Linked DNA regions of Homo sapiens: region 1 is linked to region 2. Evidence: chromatin contacts called from ENCODE Hi-C or POLR2A ChIA-PET data. All regions are on one chromosome and are shown on one strand. Each heading gives the region's core, a stretch centred on a gene start or an enhancer-like site at or near the end of the contact. The rest is flanking DNA. Distances are from core to core; before and after follow the strand shown.

What was found. Hi-C counts contacts between places; a loop is a spot of excess contacts on that map. ChIA-PET counts read pairs that join two places held with the same protein, here RNA polymerase II (POLR2A). Pooled maps may share reads with other maps.
Region 1: a map of MCF 10A shows a loop between it and region 2 (6-fold over the local background). The contact joins two enhancer-like sites. A Hi-C loop is called at or near these places in 3 of 168 maps with a recorded cell type or tissue (HCT116, IMR-90 and MCF 10A) and 7 of 50 pooled maps. POLR2A ChIA-PET finds 5 or more read pairs at or near these places in 2 of 52 experiments (OCI-LY7 and naive thymus-derived CD8-positive, alpha-beta T cell).

Annotation. Positions count from the first base shown.
Region 1 is chr21:29,162,100-29,165,256 of GRCh38, reverse strand. All of the region lies in intron 4 of MAP3K7CL (MAP3K7 C-terminal like), which reads right to left. Among named protein-coding and RNA genes, the nearest start is that of LINC00189, 30 kb to the left of the region's middle. RefSeq lists a silencer at 595-889. Within about 2 kb of position 1,621, at least 11 of the 41 ENCODE cell types and tissues checked have a DNase peak (open chromatin) inside an H3K27ac peak, as active enhancers do.
Region 2 is chr21:29,475,311-29,478,295 of GRCh38, reverse strand. No RefSeq gene overlaps it. Among named protein-coding and RNA genes, the nearest start is that of BACH1-IT3, 19 kb to the left of the region's middle. Within about 2 kb of position 1,680, at least 4 of the 41 ENCODE cell types and tissues checked have a DNase peak (open chromatin) inside an H3K27ac peak, as active enhancers do.

The DNA.
Region 1 (3,157 bases), core at 372-2,871, 310 kb after region 2:
TCTTCTAAACACCAAAGTACCCAATACAATATTTCATACCAAAAAAATAAATAAGTGGTTTCTCTACTGGATGAGATAAAATGCTTTATCTGGAACAAAGCAAACTTTACAGTTGATTGTAGCTTAATAATATACTTTTAAAAATTTCTGTCAAACAATTTGGTAATAGATTTCATTTTTTTATTTTATTTTTTCTAAATTTGGTGATAGATTTCAAAAGCCATAAAATGTCTATATCTCATTTCAATGACTTTCATATTACATACACAAAAAGCTAGGTATGTTGTAGAAAAATGCTTATAATATTTACGGAAAAAATCATGTTATACATTCCACGTTACTGTATATGCAATTATATTAAAATGTCTATTCACATGCAAAAGGCCTAGAAAGAATTAGATAAAAATGATAGCAGGAGTTCTTTAAAGATATCAGAATTCTTGGTAATTTTTCAAAGCTTTCAAGAAAGTCCTTCCCACCTTTTTCACACGGAGAAGAAAAAAAAAATCAGTAAAAATATAACAAACCTCTCGTACATCATTGGTCATAAGCCAGAAGCGATTCTTTAAATTGGATTCAGCCAATGCTGAGTTTATAATCCTAGAAAATGTTTGACTCTCTTTCTCCATCCAACAGATATGATTTAAAATAACAGTTTCAGCAACTCTTCTCATCACGCCTCTTAAGACAAATTCTCCCAAACTTGATCCAGGGAGACCTCCTCTGGAGATGAGAGAGAAGTTCAGTTTGGAGTTCAAACCTTAAGCAGTGTCTGAACGACTCCAATAAAGAAAAACTGTCTTTTAAAATACCTTAGTTAGCGTCTCTCTTTGCATCTAGCTTACGCCAGCCAAGCTAGAGGCAACATAATCAGCTACACTTTATGAAATAATGAGAAAGAAATTCTCAACAGAATCATCAAAAAATGGAGAGCTAACTACTTGGGTCAAATTCACTTGGCCCAATATATCTTGCTTGAAAATAAAGACTGTTTGGGAAAAGACATGTTGCAAAATGAATTTCCACTTCAGTAAAGTCTTAATGAAAATAACGATCATTAACAATCCTTGGAAAACCAAGCTCATGTATTTATAAATATAAGATATTACCATATTTCCCAATTTAACAATGTATCCTAGCAGTTTGTTTTTTTTTTTTAAATGGAGTCTCGCACTGTCACCCGGGCTGGAGTGCAATGGTGTGATCTAGGCTCACTGCAACCTCCACCTCCCGAGTTCGAGCAATTTTCCTCCTAGCAGTCCTTTATTGCTGATATTGACTCTGTAATACCAGCACTTTGGGCGGCTGACGTGGAAGGATTGCTGTAGGTCAGGAGTTTGAGACCAGCCTGGGCAACATAGCAAGATGCCATCTCTTTAAAAAAATTTTTTTAATTAACTGGGCATGCTGGCATGCACCTGTCGTCCCAGCTATTCAAGAGGCTGAGGTGGGAGAGTTGCTTGAGCTCAGGGGGTTGAGGCTGCAGTGAGCTATGATTGCATCACTGCACTCCAGCCTGGGTGACAGGGCAAGACTTTGTCTCAAAAAAAAAAAAAAAAAAAAGGAAGAAAGGGGCCTGTTAGGCCAAGAGCTTGGTGTGAACAGGGGCTCAGTGACTGGAGGACCCACCTCCTGCCCCGGGAGAAGTGAGGAGGCCAATGTAGCTGAAGTTGAGGGATGAGATTGGAAGTTCTACAGAGGTTCCAAGGCATCCCCAGGGAGGTCTTGAAATCTATGCCAAGAACTGGCTGTCATTTTCTAGCAACAAGAAACCCTAGGCAGGGAAACTAGTTACAATATTGCATCAACCAAGATCTCAAGTAATAAGTCCCAAGCCCAAATGGTAGAAGTGAGAATGAAGAAAAAGGAACTTGAGACTTTACGAAAAAGAAAATATATATATAATGAAAGAATTTGGCCTTGGCCCTACATCTAGCCAATTATTTAGGGAGACACTTCAAGTACTTTGGGGAAGGAAACAAGATGAGTTCTGCAGAAACACACACAGGCATATAAGTAATTAAGGAGGGGGTCCGGCCCACTTGTATGTGGTCTGGAAGGTTGTATAAAATACCTCCACTAGCCTGCTAGCCATGTTACTTCTAGAAGTTGACTTTTCCTTTTTTTATTTTTTATTTTTATTTTTTTGAGACAGTCTCACTCCGTCACCCAGGCTGGAATGCAGTGGCGTGATCTTGGCTCACTGCAACCTCCGCCTACTGGGTTCAAGCAATTCTCATGACTCAGCCTCTTGAGTAGCTGCGATTACAGGCACGTGCTATCTACCACACCCGACTAATTTTTTTGTATTTTTAGTAGAGACAGGGCTTTGCCATGTTGGCCAGGCTAGTCTCAAACTCCTGACCTCAGGTGATCCGCCTGCCTTTCCTCCCAAAGTGCTGGGATTACAGGTGTGAGCCTCTGCGCCTGGCCCCTTTTTTCATTTTAATATTGTTGTAGTGGTACCCAGAGTTATCATTGCTTTCAATGTAAACAGTAAGGATATGTTTCAAACATTAGATAGGAGTCACTCTCATGTCATTATCCTACCATATCATTTTTTTTTTTTTTTTGAGACAGAGTTTTGCTCTTGTTGCCCAGGCTGGAGTGCAATGGCACGATCTCAGCTCCCTGTAACCTTCACCTCCTGGGTTCAAGCGATTCTCCTGCCTCAGCCTCCCGAGTAGCTGGGATTACATGCGCCCACCACTACACCAGGCTAATTTTTGTATTTTTTAGTAGAGACAGGGTTTTGCCATGTTGGCCAGGCTGGTCTCGAACTCCTGACCTCAGGTGATCTGCCTGCCTCGGCCTCCCAAAGTGCTGAAATTACAGGTGTGAGACACTGCGTCTGGCCCCTACCATATTTTTTTTAATGCAACATAAAAAAAACTTACAGAACATGTAATTTAGGGGATGAGTATTGCATTTCCAAAAAAAAAAAAGCTACACATAAATTTAATTTAAATAACAAAGTCCTCCAGTACCTTCAGTCTGAAGAGTTTATAAATAGAGACATAATTACTGAGGATTTTTCTATCATACCACCACACTTCACACACACACACCAGAAGATACATTTACAGGCTATTCGTCATATAGATCTTCTTTGACTTCAATATGGATCACATGATTAATAATCCTCAATTCCTTCATG
Region 2 (2,985 bases), core at 431-2,930:
GTCCTTCTCCCATGCTGGATGCTTCCTACCCTCAAACATCAGCCTCTAGGTTCCTCAGCTTTTGGACTCTTGGACTTACATCAGTTGTTTGCTGAGTGCTCTTGGGCTTTAGGCCACAGACTGTACGTTGGCTTCCCTACTTTTGAGGTTTGGTGACTCAGACTTAGCCACTACTGGCTTCTTTGCTCCTTAGCTTGCAGGCAGCCTATGATGGGACTTCACCTTGTGACCTTGAGAGCTAATTCTCCATAATAAACACCCTTTAGTATATACCTCTATCCCATTAGTTCTGTCCTTCTGGAGAACCCTGACTAATACACCAGCTCTGCCGTAGCCCTCTGGGTCAGCCTGTTCTCCCCGGCCTCATTTCACGCTCTCTTCCTCTAGCTGTCTGTGCTCCAACCTGCATTCCTTAGACACACCATTCCCACCTCTGTCCTCTGCCTGGGCCCATTCTTTTCCACCAACACTCCCCTTCCCATCTCACTGCCTTTCCCTGCTTAATGTCAATCCATCTTTCAGATTTCACCTTCAGTCTAACTTTTTAGGGAGACCCGGCCTGACCACCCAGCTAGAGCAGGTCTGTGGTTGTCTGCTGTGATTCTACAACATGTTTTTTTTTTTTTTCCTTCGGAGCTCTTCCTTCAGTGTGTGATTACACATGCACTCCTTTGGGTGTTTTGTTTGAAATCAAGGTTGTTTTATCCACCTGACCATATGTGCTATGAGCTCGGGGAGCACACCTGGTTGTTCTCAGCATGTCACCCAGCTGGACCTGCAAAGAGTGCCACATATGCAGTATCCATTGCCTGAACAAGTGACTCCCTCTAAAATTCACAACAAAGCTAATAGCTGTTGTGCCTGAGGACATACAGCAAGTGCAGCCACAAACATCAGGTCAGACATTAGAAAGCGGCGCTCAAACTTCATGGCTTTCTAAGTCCCCATGCCACCAACCCTTCTGGACAACAGCTGACTTCCATTTCTAAAGAACCATAAAAAGGTCATTGGTTTGCAAAATCAAAATTTGTTCTGGGTGCTACTGTGCCCTCATAAATGAAATTTTGTTATTAAAGGAATGAACCTATTAGAAAACAATTTTTGGTGGAGTTTAAAGAAACAAGTTTCTACTCTCTTCCCCCACCCCCCCCAAAAAAAAAATCACACCATCTGGTACAAATCAAGAGAAAACTCACCCTGCTAATGACATGTGCAAACATGAATAATGAGGGCTTGAGGGTGGCAGAAAAACAGCATTCTCCCTCTGATGTGAGTCAGGAGTTTTAGAAAGTCTGAGATTTGAGAAAACTTTTCCAGGAAAAAGTAACAACAGCTTTTCATTCTCAATGTGTCAGTCAGTGTTTGAGTTAAAGGAGAAGACTAAAGAAAAAAAAACCTCAAACCCAACAGAGATTCCAAACTGCTTTAACATGATAGAACTAAAATATCTGATATTCAGAAAGCATCACAAAACTTGGCCTCGCGGAGCCAAAGAGGGCTCAACCACAAAACAAACACTGTCAGGGAAAACAGAGTTTCCACCAAAACAGGAGCAGGCAATTTTCTAGGAGGCTGGACAAAAAAAAAAAAAAAAATGCTTGTCACACAAAACCACAGAGTCCCCAAGGGCAGCGAGCCGAAAGCAGCATTCGTGGACGGCTGCCACCAAGTGGCCACTGCAGGTATTACATCTACTTAAAATGCTGTTTTGTTTTTTTGAGACGGAGTTTCGCTCTTGTTGCCCAGGCTTGAGTGCAATGGCGCGCGACCTCAGCTCACTGCAACCTCCACCTCCCGGGCTCAAGCGATTCTCCTGCCTCAGGCTCCCAAGTAGCTGGGATTACAGGCACCCGCCACCAAGCCCAGCTAATTTTTTGTATTTTTAGTAAAGACGCGGTTTCACCATGTTGGCCAGGCTGGTCTCGAACTCCTGACCTCAGGTGATCCACCCGCCTCGGCCTCCCAAAGTGCTGGGATTACAGGCGTGAGCCACCACGCCCAGCCAAAATGTTTTAATTCCTAAGATTCCCCCAGAGAAAACTACCTGTGAAATTCTCAAATCTAGAGAGCATGTCTTGGGATTTTTCATTACTCTACCTATCAAACAATCATTTAACAAGTTAAATTTTCCCCCTTTAAAATTGGATAGGGAGGCAAAATACAGCTAATAGTAGAACACATATGTCTCATAAAATGTAAATTTATTTTTGTTCCCCTACTCTCACTTAAAATGTACTCAGTCAGACTAGTTCTTCCCCTGCTCCAGGAAGAAAATCCAGGCAGCCCAAGACTTTTCTGGATATGTAAAACATTGTCACAAATTAGTAACTAAAATGATTGGTTCCATGTACAGGTCTGAATTTCAATCTAGTGTTAAAAGGTGAGTCCACTCCACCTTGGGCCAGAATCTAGCAGGCAGCTGGCGTTGGAAAAGGAGGGGATATAGTCTCTCTTCCTGGCTTATTATAGCATTTTGCATTCTTTTTCCATTCTGCTAGCTTCAGTTTCTGACTCCTTTAAGATTGAGGGTCCAAGAGAGGGGAAGAGATGGGAAATTTCTAACTTAAAGAGTAGCCTCTCTCCTTGGTGTTTTTGTGGATTCTTGAGAGACTCTGCCACCAGAAGTCTCCCCTGTATTTGCTCAGACTGTGGGCTATGAATTGAATTGTATCCTTCCAAAATTCACATACTGAAGCCCTAATCCTCAATGTGATGGTATTTGGAGATGGGACCTTTGGGAGGTATATAGGGCTGGATGTGATCATGAGGGTGGGGCCCTAATGACGGAGTTAGTGCCTTTATATGAAGACACTAAAAAGCTTGCTTACTCTCTCTCCACACACATGCACCAGAGAAAGGCTGTATGCGGACACAGTGAGAAGGCCACTGTCTTCAGGTGAAAAAGAGGGCCCTCTCCAGGACCTAATCATACTGGCATCTGATCCCAGACTCCTAGCCTCCAGAACTGTGAGAAAATACATTTTT